Regions from separate parts of the Homo sapiens genome. Here regions 1, 3, 4 and 5 are each linked to region 2. Evidence: chromatin contacts called from ENCODE Hi-C or POLR2A ChIA-PET data. All regions are on one chromosome and are shown on one strand. The core of a region is the stretch at or near the end of the contact, and the rest is flanking DNA. Distances in the headings are between cores, read along the strand shown.

Evidence for each region. Hi-C counts contacts between places; a loop is a spot of excess contacts on that map. ChIA-PET counts read pairs that join two places held with the same protein, here RNA polymerase II (POLR2A). Pooled maps may share reads with other maps.
Region 1: a loop to region 2 is called in a pooled map, with 4 times the contacts of the local background. The contact joins the enhancer-like site here to the promoter of MARCHF7 in region 2. A Hi-C loop is called at or near these places in 1 of 37 single-sample maps with no recorded cell type and 2 of 50 pooled maps. POLR2A ChIA-PET finds 5 or more read pairs at or near these places in 1 of 52 experiments (activated B cell).
Region 3: a map of CD8-positive, alpha-beta T cell shows a loop between it and region 2 (10-fold over the local background). The contact joins the promoter of PSMD14 here to the promoter of MARCHF7 in region 2. A Hi-C loop is called at or near these places in 3 of 168 maps with a recorded cell type or tissue (CD8-positive, alpha-beta T cell and naive thymus-derived CD4-positive, alpha-beta T cell) and 13 of 50 pooled maps.
Region 4: a loop to region 2 is called in a map of CD4-positive, alpha-beta memory T cell, with 19 times the contacts of the local background. The contact joins the promoter of LINC01806 here to the promoter of MARCHF7 in region 2. A Hi-C loop is called at or near these places in 2 of 168 maps with a recorded cell type or tissue (CD4-positive, alpha-beta memory T cell and naive thymus-derived CD4-positive, alpha-beta T cell) and 7 of 50 pooled maps. POLR2A ChIA-PET finds 5 or more read pairs at or near these places in 1 of 52 experiments (CD4-positive, alpha-beta T cell).
Region 5: a map with no recorded cell type shows a loop between it and region 2 (7-fold over the local background). The contact joins the enhancer-like site here to the promoter of MARCHF7 in region 2. A Hi-C loop is called at or near these places in 1 of 168 maps with a recorded cell type or tissue (naive thymus-derived CD4-positive, alpha-beta T cell), 1 of 37 single-sample maps with no recorded cell type and 6 of 50 pooled maps.

What each region holds. Positions count from the first base shown.
Region 1 is chr2:161,102,904-161,105,603 of GRCh38, reverse strand. All of the region lies in intron 2 of TANK-AS1 (TANK antisense RNA 1), which reads left to right. Among named protein-coding and RNA genes, the nearest start is that of TANK-AS1, 56 kb to the left of the region's middle. RefSeq lists a silencer at 1,070-1,139. Within about 2 kb of position 1,288, at least 2 of the 41 ENCODE cell types and tissues checked have a DNase peak (open chromatin) inside an H3K27ac peak, as active enhancers do.
Region 2 is chr2:159,711,139-159,713,838 of GRCh38, reverse strand. MARCHF7 (membrane associated ring-CH-type finger 7) reads right to left here and starts at 1,333. Exons shown (of 12, transcript NM_001282805.2): 1 at 1,233-1,333. It also overlaps a transcript of BAZ2B not described here. RefSeq lists silencers at 735-854, 1,375-1,884 and enhancers at 1,045-1,324, 1,092-1,758.
Region 3 is chr2:161,307,076-161,309,775 of GRCh38, reverse strand. PSMD14 (proteasome 26S subunit, non-ATPase 14) reads right to left here and starts at 1,351. Exons shown (of 12, transcript NM_005805.6): 1 at 1,172-1,351. RefSeq lists an enhancer at 1,024-1,483.
Region 4 is chr2:161,243,388-161,246,087 of GRCh38, reverse strand. It overlaps LINC01806 (long intergenic non-protein coding RNA 1806), which reads right to left and starts at 1,349. Exons shown (of 2, transcript NR_110164.1): 1 at 1,193-1,349. The region is part of intron 3 of PSMD14-DT (PSMD14 divergent transcript); the gene reads left to right. RefSeq lists a silencer at 961-1,070 and enhancers at 1,053-1,553, 1,501-1,560.
Region 5 is chr2:161,076,352-161,079,051 of GRCh38, reverse strand. No RefSeq gene overlaps it. Among named protein-coding and RNA genes, the nearest start is that of TANK-AS1, 83 kb to the left of the region's middle. Within about 2 kb of position 1,396, at least 11 of the 41 ENCODE cell types and tissues checked have a DNase peak (open chromatin) inside an H3K27ac peak, as active enhancers do.

The DNA of each region.
Region 1 (2,700 bases), core at 39-2,538, 1.4 Mb before region 2:
CTCAAAATATTCCTGTGCCTCAGTGTTCCTTAGCCAATATTTATGTGGCAGGGAAATGTGTCTTATCTCTTTTGTGTAGATGATTAAAGTGCTGCACAACCATAAGGTGGTTTCATTCTGCTGTTTTCTACCCTACACCTGTGACTTTGATAGGGAGCTGTTGATGGGCCTGGGAATAGCTTGCAGATGTGTATGTACCAGCAGTATGTTAGGATTCAGTCTGAAAACTAGCAAGTCTGCAGCCTTGGCATCCAGGGCTAGATGTTTCTCACATTTTTCTTTCCTACATTTCTTCCTGTTCAGCCCCTGGTTTTCCAGAATCGTGGTTAGGTTTATATTGGTTAAGGTTTCTGTTTGTTTGTTTCTTAAAGCTTCCTCTTGTAGTTTAAAATCCTGAAGATCCTCAGAGCTTGAGCCTTGACCTTAGGTTTGGAGAATGTGGGGTCTGTGCAGCTGTGATCCTACTTGAATAAGTTTGGGCAAGTCATGGGACAGGAGTCTCTGTTTCTTCATTTGTTATATGGGTTTATTATCACCTGACAAAAGGGTTTCTTTAAAGTTTCCATGAGATTATTTGTGAGCGAGTGCTTTGAAAGGTGTAAACTGTTGTACAATTTTGACCTGGTATAATAATGATTTTTTTTTGAGACAGAGTCTTGCTCTGTCGCCCAGGCTGGAGTGCAGTGGCATGATCTTGACTCACTTCAACCTCTGCCTCCCGGGTGCAAGTGATTCTTCTGCCTCAGCCTCCCGAGTAGCTGGGATTACAGGTGTGTGCCACCATGACCAGCTAATTTTTGTATTTTTAGTAGAGATGGGGTTTCAGCATCTTGGCCAGGCTGGTCTTGAACTCCTGACCTCATGATCCACCCGTCTCGGCCTCCCAAAGTGCTGGGATTACAGGCATGAGCCACTGCGCCCGGCCCGATAATGATGTATTTTTTAACCTATGGCTATTAAATTCCTGTGGGCAATTATGTGGGATGAATCTTTGCTATATTATAATAACCAGTGATTTCAGCTAATGCAGCCAAACATCTGGTCAAATCCACTGTAAAGCTATTTCAACTGAATTGGTTAATAGACCTGTATATAGAGAGAGTCCAAAATAGCCTCAAAATTTAACTTTGCTTTTAATAAAGAAGCTTCCTGTTTGTCTCATTAATGGCACCTGTCTGACTCACTTCTGAGCCAGATGTTATACTTCATCGTTTCATAATGTGTCATTTCTGCACACCGACTTTCTTTTCATAGTTTCTGAAGCAAAATCTATTTCATCCCATCACCAGGATATTGTTGGTGACAGCTGCAACACCCGAATAGGTAGCTTTAGCTTTCACATGGACATAGATATGGAAAATGTTCTCAGAATCGAGCCAGCAGGGAATGAAACATATGGCAGGCAGTGAAAGAAGTGAAGGCTCGTTTCTATAACAAACCCCTCTGAGTTTTGACAAGGCTCTCTGATATACTGTCAAACCACCCCAGGGCTGAGAGGCAGGTAACTCTTCTCTATCTCTAGTCTGAGCACTAAGACTTGCCTGAGGAAAGAACTTTCTTACATTGTTATCTAAAAACTGTGAGTTCTTCATGATTAGATATAATAAATAGTTTGTAACCCCTAGCTGCTCATCAGATTCACCTGCATAGATACTTAGAACTCTCCCCAACCCCCTCCCCCTGCATCCTTCAATATTTTAATTCAGTAGGTCAGGGATGGGGCTCAGGCATTTTTTTTTATTTTTTTATTTTATTATTATTTTTAGTTCTTCTGGTGTTTCTGACGTGCAAAAAGCTAGCCAGAAATGTATTAGAGAATCTAATTATCAAATGGACGGTTGTTCTAGAAGATGGACTTTAAAGACCTCTGCCAAAGCTGAGTGTGTAAAAGTAGATGAAGATAAATCTTCACTTGCAGGGGTCAAAGTCTGCAATGCATACAGGAACTAATAGGTAAGGTGAATGTGAAGTGTGAAGCGGCTTATACAATATAAGTAGTGATGGGGATTGTGGCAAACTGGAGAATGAAACTCTGTTGAAAGGCACGCCAGCTAACAAAATGTCACTGTGGACAGATTTGGCCTTTGTTCTCCTCTTTTACTTGAGTATAAAGTCTTCATGCCTGGAGTTTTCTTCAGTTTCTCCTGTGTGAAATACTCAGTGTTATTTTCCTTTTGAGATTTTAAAAATAATGTTAAAACATTAAATGTAAGAGGGGTATCTTGTAGACTGCTTTTCACAAAGGTAGAGGAGAGGAATATGATTAAAATGGATCCATTTCTATTTCTCATTTTATCCCCCAGCTTACCCCATCTGACTACATGGATAGCAAGTTTGAGTTGGATGAGGCTAAGCAGGGCATAGTGAACCTGACATTCAGTTTTTCTCAATTTCTTCTGCTCCTGGATTCACTCCTAATCCTGTAGGACAGTGGTAAGAAAGACATCAATAAAATAAGAGAACTATAAATGAATAGGAAGCACTTCAAGAAGATTTGAAGAACTATTTTAAAGTTAGAAGTATTTTAGGGGCATCTGCTGAAAATGTTGCCTAACTGTGATATTTCTTTTTTTCACTCTGGGGCAATGAAATTTTATGAGTCACTAAATACATATTTTGACATCTGGCTTCACTGCTTTTTTTTTTTTTTTCTGGAATGCTGTAAATTCTCATCATGAGAGTTTACTTCTTGTCAGTCTT
Region 2 (2,700 bases), core at 84-2,583:
TGTTTCTGAGACAATCTCGTGAACTTAAATAACTATGGCAAAAATCAAGACTCAAACCCAGGTCTTCTGAGTCTGGTGCTACTGCCTCATGCACCAGTCCTGTCTCCCAAAATGCTGTAGAGCTGTTAAATAAAAATATTATACTGACCTCATTTCTCAAACAAACTTTTTGCTACCTCAAGTAAAAGATCTAGTTACACTACATGTGTGCCTTCTTAATAACTGTATACTATTGGATTTTTAAATCGAAAATTCATCTTTAATCCTACATCTTGGTTCTGGACAGAAAGGTGGAGATTTAAAATAACATGTAATCAGAAAAATAGCTAATCAATCCTACAAAATGGGGGAGAAAACCTCGCCAAATTTCAGTTTTCACACATTTAACTAATAGTAACAAACAACATTAGTCGTGACGAATTTATTACCCAGATAGACTTTCCCAATATATTTACTTTGGTACTTGAGAAAAAGTATTAAGTGCAGCATTTTGGGGTGAGGGGGTGGACACACATCTTCAATACGCAGTTTCACCAAAATGAGGGAGTTTCCTACTCCCGGCGCCTTCTATATTTTTACTTCTTAGGCCAACAGGTCCATTTTTAATACAATCACCTACTTCGAGTTGCAGAACCCACAATTCACCACAACACAAAAATAACTCTCAGGGCGTCACGATATTCAAAAACTGACGTTACCAATAAGACAATCTTGGCCGAATCTAAGGGGCTACCGAAGTCACTTCGACTCGAGGCCGGGCTGGCCGAGCCGGAGCCCTGCCCGCCTTTGCCCCGCGCTCACCGGCGAGCTCACGCGCGACACCCGCGGCCCGCAGGGCTCCGAAGACCCCCCGCCCCACGGCCCAAGAGGAGGCCGCCCCGCGCCAAAGGAGGGCTCAGGCTTCTTCCCGTCACCCGCCACACGTCCCTGAGGAAGACACACAATCTGTCCCCTGCACCCGCCACAAACTCCACCACCCGACCAAAGGCCCCTGGCAAGGGAGGCCTGCGCTGTGGCCCCTTGGCCCCGGTGGCCCCGGACCAAGCTTCTCCACCTCATCCTGAGAGGAAGCGGCCTCCGCGTCCCCAGGCCTCTTCGTTTCCTCCCCTCCCCCACTCGCGGCCTGGTCCCGAACTAGCGCCCAAGACGGAGAAGAACTAGCTCCGCAGCTCATTACCCCGGCTCCTGAGCCGGCACCGACCAGTGCGCGTCCCACTCGCAGCAACACGCACCGCCGCCTTTCTCCTTGGAGTTCTAGGCCCGTGACTGAGGAAATGCAGTCGGCAGCGAAGCACAATGGCGCCCGCCCCTCTCCCGGATCCGGCGCAGAACCAGCCACCACCGTTAAGTGCCCCTCCCTGCTCCTCCTCCCCCCACTTCGCGGACTTCCTGGCTTCTCGCGAGAGTGGCGGCGCGGCGGGGACCGAGAGCTGCGGGCGGGCTGGAGGTACCCCACCGCGGGGTGGTGCTCTGACTGCGGGAACCGTTGAAGAGCTGCCCCCGGGGAGTCAGCGAGGCGCCACTGGTAAGCGGCAGCGGCTGGCTGGCCGGCGTGCCGGCAGCTGGGCTGGCGAGTGTGCGGGCGCCGGGCGCTGGAGGCCCGGGCCGGGGCGGTCCCCGCCCGTCTATAGTCTCTGAGCCAGCCCCTTCCCTCCCGGGCGCCGGGTCCCCGCCCACAGGCCCACCTGCAGGGCCCCGTGCTCGAAATAACGCCCAGCTGGTTGGCTTTTTTTTTTTTTTTTTTTCTTTTTCTGGCTCTTGGTAAGTGGCGCAGTGAATGTTGAATTGAATCAAGCACTGCCTTTTCCGACCTACCCCTCCCCGCTTGCTTCCCTGCCCGCCCTGTGTGATCTAACTGCAAGCCCTTTCCCTTAAGAGTTGGAGCCTGTTTGTCCAACCTTGTGATCATTTCCTTGTGGTAAGAATCTTGGTAAATGATGGTGATCATGTCTTTTAAAATCGTGATAGTAACCTTTAATAGCGTAGCCATCGATTTTGCAGTAAACAAATTCACCTATTTAGAAAGAGGGAGGAAAATTGTGAGGTGAATGGTCTGGTGAATATTAGATGAAACTTTCAAAGAACTGTAAATGTGGCAAACTAAGATGTAAATGAGTACTAATAAATAAAAGGGAGTAGGTTAGGGAAAAGCTACATCTAACTATGTGTAAATATTTAGATGATATGTTGATTTGGAATAATGAATCAAAAGTTTTTTAATGGAAAAGATCAGTTATTGAAACTTGGAAGAATACTGAAAGGCACTTGATTTTTTTTAATGACCTATTTTGTTAAGGTATTAAAAGCAATCCTTTGGATCCAAATAATTCCAATAAATGAAACACAGTGTTTCTACGTGTTTGTCATTACATCGGAAGGGAATGGAGTATCAGTCACTATCATCCTTATTTTATTGTCTTGGGGACTAACAGACTGTACATGTTTCACTATGATAAATTCTAAAATACTATAAATTTTAAAGACTTAAAGGTATTTTAAGTTGGCATGTAAGTGCCAATCTAACTTTTAGGATATGAAATGAAAATAAGCATCTGGTATGGGATAAAGTGAACAGAGATTACTTTTGAGGAAATTAATTTGCCCTTTAAAGAAAAATAATTCTTTTCCAGCCTGTTCGAGTGCCCCTGCAGCATTGTGGTTATAGATACACGGATGTATACACCCTGAAGAACCAGACTA
Region 3 (2,700 bases), core at 102-2,601, 1.6 Mb before region 2:
AAGATCATCACTTGAAAACTTTCTTCCCTTGGCAAGATTTAGGGACAAATTCAAGACAACATTTAGCCTTTTTCACTAAATAGCACTTCACTAAACACACCTTAACTGTAGTTAATTCAGAACCACTATATATCTTAACCTCTAAACTTCAAATGAGTCAGCTGGTAGGTAGCCTTACGTGACAGGAAGGCCACCATTATATTAATCATCTCCACTAAAACTGTGTTCATGTTTTTGTTATTTCTACAGTATCAGTGCATGTCTTGCTGCTTTTCTCAAACACATTAAGTCAGAAGCACTAAAAAAACACTTGTGACCAGTGGAACAAAATCACTTTCACACTATAACTCTATTTTATGCTCATTTTTAAACCCTTTCCCCTGCCTTTCCATAATATTTTATCAACTTATATTACCATTTATTTTCTCGAGAATTTTTCCTTCAGTCACTAGGTTTATAGACTCAAAAGTTTACATTCTTTTTCTTTTGACAGACACAGAGCTACATCCCCAGGAAAATTAAGTTGCAAGATGTAACATACGGTAGCAGATTTCTACTTTACTTAAAACGAGAAATGTAATCAATTTACCAACAATTACTCAATTAGTATGATATTGAAAGTAAGTTAACAGCCATAGTAGCACACTTTGTTTTTAAGATATTCAAGGTCCAAAAGCAGTGTATCTGCAGGACTTTTGTTTACTTTTTGGAGGGAGCTGAAAACCTAACACTAACAGAAAAAGGGTTAAGGCTTACAGGAAGGACAAGAGATAAAACAAACGTATTCAATGGGAAAGTTAATTCTACTCTCTCTCCCTTGTTTTCCCGGTCTGCTTTGAAAAACTTCAAAGCAGACCGGTTAACAACTATGGATAGAGCACAGACAAACAGGCCATAAACAAGGATTCTCTCTATATAGATGGAAGAGGTTCCCATGATGTGAATTCGGCCAAACAGAAAAGAATGGAGAAAGGAGGCGACATCCAGACCTGACCCTGCCAGAGAGCCCTGAGAGCAGGCGAAGAGAATGAAGGAGGCCGGGCTCCTCCCTCGCGGCCCAGGCCTCCTGTGGCAACTCAGCTGGGCAACGTGACTCAGGAAAGCACGGGGCTGGCGGCGGCCTAGCACGGCTGCCTCCCCAGACCTCCCAGGCCTGCCTTCTGGGTCTTACCTGAAGACGGGCGGGAGCCGGATGCCGCGATATGGACCCTTGTCTTGCCTCTGTGGTGACGCGAAGACAGAGGCAACAGCAGCAGCGGCGCACACCCGACGCGGCTCTGTCTGCAAACCGGCGATGAATCAGCCCGATTCCATTCAAAAGAGTTGCCCGGGCCTCCGCCGCGAAGCACTTCCGGGTTCACTAGTTTGCTTCGGCTTCCGTTCCCCGACGGCCAATTGGAGACGACGGAGAGTCAAGCGGATGTCCAGGAGGAGCTCTTGGGACAGACGGCGCGGGCGGCCCGGCGTCTCCTGTCTCTGGCAGGACTGTGAGGCGGCACTTAGCGCCCTGGTCGCTCGCGCCCCGCCGACGCCTCCTTTTTCTCTCCCTACCTCTGCGCTCTGCGGCCGCCGCTGAGATCTGGGACGGCGGCACATCCAGCCCGGGAGACGACTGGCTAGGAAATAGAACTGTTAGTATTTTGAAGCCCAGATCCCCTTTCGTTTTGGTGTTCACTACTATTATTGCCCTCCTCAAAAACTAAAAGGTTCATTTGAGCTAGATTTAACTTGGTTATCTGAGAAGAAAATTTTTTTAAAAGAGGGGGGATGGTGTGATTAGAGGGGACCGGTAAGACGCCCTTTTCTGTAAGTCCGCTTTATCCACCTCTTGTCATTATTGCTTTGCAAGGATTGGATTTCAGGGAAAACTAAGGTTTCCCAAATGTTCAAACCACCTATTTTAAGCCGAGTTTAGTTTACAGGGTTTAAAGAGTCATTTATTCACATTTCTCCATGTAATTATCGGCAATCACATTTTACTCATGATCTACTTTGTGCTAGGCTTTCAAAAAGCAAAGTTGCAGAAGATATACTTGACAAGTTGATATTACACTCTAGGTCTAGGTACAGTCTCTGTTTAAGGCAGCTTGTTTGCCACGTTCCTGTCACTTTCTCAAATATGTTCCAAATAACAAGCATCTTTAAAGCATTCCTAAATCGAGAATGGTGATGAATCTACTGGACAGAGGGTGAGGAAAGATTACAGCGCCTGGATCCAAACTGTGATTTGAGTAGCACAATTGCTTTAAGATATTAATACCTTTAAAAACACAAAGATTATTTTACTCATAGGTAATATTTGGATCCACATCTTTATGCTTCCCCCCCAAACCTATGCCTCTCTATTCATTTTTTATGGGAGGAGGGGGTGAGTAGCCCCGTCCTCCAAATAATTTTCCTAATCAGAAACTTAAGAGTATGAACACTTGCCTCTTTTTCATCTCTCCCCACTGTAGAAACCATGAAATGTGTAATCTCCATAACAGCTTTTCCAATCCACCACTTCCCCTTCTAAATACTCCCCACTTTGGCCTTAACTCAGACCTTCCTCACTTCTTTTTTATTTTATTTTATTTTATATGTATTTATTTATTAATGCATTTTTGAGTTAGGGTCTTGCTTTGTCACGCAGGCTGGAGTGCAGTGGCGCCATCTGGGCTCACTGCAACATCCCGTCCCCGGGCTCAGGCAACCCTCCCA
Region 4 (2,700 bases), core at 100-2,599, 1.5 Mb before region 2:
TTGCTTATTTTTTTTAATTAGCAATCCAAAACAATGCTACTGCAATTTAACAATTCATCACATAATCTTGGGCTCTTCAGTTCAACTGCTAATGTTAGATAATTCAGATTGTTATTTTTGTCTGTTTATAAATGATTTTGGTTGCATTGTGCTGTGAGGAGAACTGCAGCAGCCCAGGCAGATGATCTTTCTCTTATTTCCTGCATTGCTCAGGATGGTTGAGGGGCCTTCCAAAAAATGCATTTGAGGAGTTAAGTTTAGCATCTAGCAAAAGCAAACAAGTGATGGGGCAGGGGGCACTAATAATAACTTGATTTATTATCATCACTTATTTACGTCATTATCAATTTACATTTCCTGTCTGTTCGGAAAACTGAGGAAGGGCCTCTTTGCCAAACTACATTTTGTTAGAATCCTCCATTTCTCTGATTTTCTGGGACGTTAGAAAGTATTGTCTTTCCTCTTCTTGAAAGAATCGGCCAACCATCAGAAAATTTAAGAAGCTCCTAAACATCCCTTTTCTTTTCTCTTTCTTTCCTCAGCCCTCTTCCCCTCCCATCTTGACATTTAAATCAATTTGTTGGGGTGGGTGGGGGGGAAAGAACAAGAGTTAAACCCACCTCAGGCAGCAGAAGTGGAACACATTAATCCTGACGTAGTTAACCTAAGAGAAAAATAGATTTTGTTTTCCTTTTTTAGTCGCTAGCTTTATTAGATTTCTCACTCTCACAGATTATCCGAAGACTACCCATTGATTGATCGCCCGTAGAGCTGCATTTGGTGTAATGAAAAAACTCACAGCTTTATTGGCTCTCAGGAGACAAAACAAACAGAACAAGATATTCATATTAATGCAAACAATGCAACAAATGAGGGGAAGAATCGCCCGGCTGAAGCGAGGCCCGGCGCGGCCGCGGCCGGGGGGCTGAGAAGGGCCTGGGTGCCTGTCGCCCGGGAGCCGAGGTTTCCCGGCCTCCCCCGACCCCGGGCGCCAAGAGCAGTCGGTCCCCCCGGCCTCCCGCCGGCAAAGGGGCCCTGGGGCCCAGGCGCGCGGCCCCTGCGTGGCGGCAGGCGGCCCAGGCCAGCGCCGGCGGCTAGAGAAGGCCTCCAGTCCAGGCCTCATGGAAGGGCCTGCCTCGAGCGGCCCCTCAACGCCCCGCAGTGTGGCACTGGAAGGGACCTAAAAACCCACCTGGCTTTCTCCTTTCCCCTTCCCCACGCTTCCCAGGGCCCAATGCCCGCATCTCAGTTTCGCTTTCCGGCAGGGTCAGGGGTGAGAGGGAGGAATTCTCAGGTGTCACCTCCTCACCCGCCTGGAGGCGGAGGCTAGAAAGACGCCGGGGCACTCTGGAGGGGAGGAAGAGGTGTGCCTAGAATTCTCTCTCTTAAACGCTCGCGTTATCACGGAGGAGACTTTATAAACACTTTAAACACAACACCAACCATTTTATCAGCAAAAGCGAGGGGAGGGGGGCGTACAGTAAATGCTGAGAGATGTTCGAGAAGCCCCAAGACGTTCCTTGCGGAAGGAGAACGGAAGAAAGAAAATTACGGGCGGAAAAAGAGTAAATATTAGCTCCACACCTAACCACTTCCCCAGCCCCAAACTAGGAGAGAATCTGCTAAGATTCAGCTTCATATTTATATAGTCTATGTGATGTTAAAAATAGGGTTGCCAAATATTGCATGGGGCATTCTTAGAGTAAAAAATTGTTATCTACCTGAAATTCAAAAAATTTAACTGGGCATCCTGTATTTTTATTGGCTAAATCTGGCAATTCTAACTAAAAAACATTCTGCTGAAGAAATCATATAAGAAGGAAGGCTCATTGTCTGATGTAATCAGGTTATTGGGGACATGTTTAATGGAACCTTGCCTGGAAAAAGAAATTGAGTTTCTCCTACAGCATACTTTTGTAAGCACATGGTAGGGTGGAGGAGGAAGAAATGACTGAAGCGACTTGGAAATGTCCTTACATTATATTTGAGGAGGAAATGACAGTCATTGTTGCCACTTCACTAGGAAATGGAGCCGGGTTCCTTTCCTAAGGTTGGCTGACTGGGTCTGGCCCACAGAAACCCTCCCTCCCTAGCCGGTAGAGCGTACCCTAGCATGTCTGCAAGTGGAATGTCAGTTACAGTGGTTCCCATGTCGGCATTAGTGCATATATTTTTTCTAAACCTTGACTATAGAGCCACGTTACCCATTGGTATTTAGTATATTTTGAAAAAAAAAAAAGAGTTGAGTTGAGAACTTTAAAGGCAAAGTCTGCTTTGAAATGTATCAAAGGCTTTAACCTAGAAATAGATCTCATCCAATAGGGTCTTGCAGATGCTGAAAGAAAAGGCTTTTGCAGTGCCAAAGGTAAAACCTCAGGAAAAACGCAACAAAACAGTGGGTCTTTGTATATTGAAGTGTGTGTGAGAGGGTGAGGAGTTAGAAAGCTGCTTTCTGGAGAAAGCCTGCTGCTTGCATTGCTTCCCCAGCCCCAGTTAGAGAGAGCTTTTTCAAGCAAGCTTTATCACCCTTACTGATACTTTGGATCCCCAGTGAGCTAGCCTTCCTTTTAAGCCAGTTGCTTGAAGAGGTCTGAGTACACCCACACAGGATGCCCCTTTATCACTGGCGGGTAGAGCTATTTAACAGCTGCAAATGGAGAAACTATTTGTCTAATGAGTGCTGTTTTCAGAGTTGATTCA
Region 5 (2,700 bases), core at 147-2,646, 1.4 Mb before region 2:
ACAATGCTTTGTTCAATAAATGGTAGGCATTTTTATTATGACAAGGGTAGAAAATGGGAAAGTTCTAAGAGTTCTAGGAGTATGTGTGTGCATTGTAGGTTGAGGCTTTGTTTTATGCTCTATGTTCAGTGTGTCAGAGAATCTAGCCATGGAGTGAGAGTGGGGTGGAGTGAGAGTGGATTCTCTGTTAGTCTTATGCTGTCATATATGACGAATGTTTGTCCAGGTACTTGTCATTTTAGCCAGATTTCCAGCTACACAGTCAATGAGGGGCTCACACTTAGCTGAATGGATAGGGTTGTACAAGCCACAATCCCTGTCTTTGGTAAAAGACAAAAATTGACACTACAACAAAAAAACTGACATGGGTTATGGGTCTATGAAAAAAATACTGCACAAAAAAATGGCTTGGAATCCTAAATAATATGGAGGAATACACAAACTCTATGAAACAGCAACAAGCTAATTAGCCACCTTAAACACTGAAGAGTTGGGTACCTCATTTCCCCTCATCATCTCTACCCATTTTACCACCATTCTGGGTGCCCTCTGTCTCTTCCTGAATGACCATTCTGTTGTGGGCTAAATTGTGTTTTCAGCTCCATCCCCATTCATATGTTGAAGTCCTAAGTTCTATTGCCCCAGGATATGACTATATTTGGAAATGGGGTCTTTAAAGAGTTAATGAAGGTTAAATGAAGTCTTTGGAGATTGGTCTCAATCCAATATGACCCATGTCCTTGTAAGGGAAGATTAGTTCACAGACAGAGAAGAAAGAACACTTAAAGGCACAGGGAGAATACGGCTACCGACAAGCCAAGACAAGCCTCTGAAGAAAGACCTTGCTCACGCCTTGATCTCAGAGTGCCAGCCTCCACAACTGTGAGGAAATGAATTTCTGTGGTTTAAGCCACCCAGTCTGTGGCACTTGGGAAGCCCTAGCAAACTAATATACCATCCAATTGCTTGGCCTCTCAGTTTCTTTATTTTCTCATCTCTAGGGACTTTTACTGTGTTTCTCTTCAGCCCCTCCTCCCAGGGCAGCACCCTGATGCTGTCATGATCCAGAACCTTCTGAAATATTACATTCAAATCTGTACTGTTGGGAAATCTCTGACCATAGTTATACTGCCTTGTGACCTTCACATTTGGCTACTGCCACCCAATCCTTCAATGTCACCTGTGTCCCCAAATAAACCCCACTTCTTGCTCCCAACTCCCCCGTCATCTTCCTTGTCAACTGAATCTAGACATTGTGGTTTATCACTTCATCCTTTGTTTTGTCAGTATCTTTAAACCTGTATTTCCTTCCATAGTGACAGCCTCGCAAAACCCCAACCCAGCTGTTTTCCCTGAACTCATACAGTATTTCTGAGCAGTGTTAAAGGAAACCGCACAGCCACATCATGTGTTCTGAACCATTGTAAAGTCATTTAGGTCTTCAAGCCTGTCCCATTATCTCTTCCCTTCTCTGCAGCTACTATTTCAAACTTCCTCTATTCTCTCTTCAAAATTTGGCTCTCACTATGTCCAACAGATGACTTCACTTCCTATTTTATAGGGAAAATTGAGGTCACCAGAGAGAAATTTCCCCCAGTTCTGCCAACTAATCTGTAAACATCTTCATTCTCACTAGTCATTCTTTGTTACCCTGTATTACACACGAATATGTGCTCCTTTTCCTTCCTGAGGTTAATTCCTTAATAACCCTTTGAATTCCATTTCTCACAGTTCTTCCAAGGCCTCACACTTTTCATTGTTCTTTTGTTCTCTCTCATGTTTAATTCTCTACTTTCTCCCCTTATCTGTTCCTTCTGCTCACTATTTAAATACTCTCAAAATATCCCAGTAGCCCCTGCTACTTCTGGAAGCGTGCCTCACGCCTCAGTGTGCTGGGGCAAAATGTTGGAATGAGCCCCACTGACACACGGACATACAAAGTTTGTTTGTTTGTTTTGAGATGGAGCTCTGTCACCCAGGCTGGAGTGTAGTGGCGCGATCTTGGCTCACTGCAACCTCTGCCTCCCGAGTTAAAGCGACTCTCCTGCCTCAGCCTCCCGAGTACCTGGGATTACAGACGGCTGCCACCATGCCCAGCTAATTTTTGTATTTTTAGTAGAGATGGGATTTTGCCATGTTGCCCAGGCTGGACTCAAACTCCTGACTTCAGGTGATCGCCTCAGCCTCCTAAAGTGCTGGGATTACAGGCAGGAACGACCACGCCTGGCCTGGCATTGTTTTAAGTGTCTTTCATATTTTAACTCAACTACCACACAACAGAGCTCTAAGAAAGTCACGATTTTTTCCATATTGGGCAGCTTAGAAAATAAACCATACATAATAACAGAACAATAACAAAAGCAAACATTTACATGGCACCTAATATTAAAAATGCTGTACATTATTACATGATTTATTTCTCACATTAACACTATGAGATTGGTACTATGACCGTTTCTGCTTTACAGAGTGTGACTTCTAAGGATACCCAGTTGGCAAGTGGTAGAGTCAGGATTAGAACCCAAGCAGTTTTAACACATTGTTAAATGTGTTAGCACTGTTTTGAGAAAATCTTTAATCAAAAAGCAAATCAAAAGTAAGACCTGAAGAAGGAAGAAGTCACGGAATAAAAGAATCATTGACTAATTTCTGTCCTACCAGCTCCACTGCTTCCCAGCTCTGTGACCTGAGGCAAGTTGT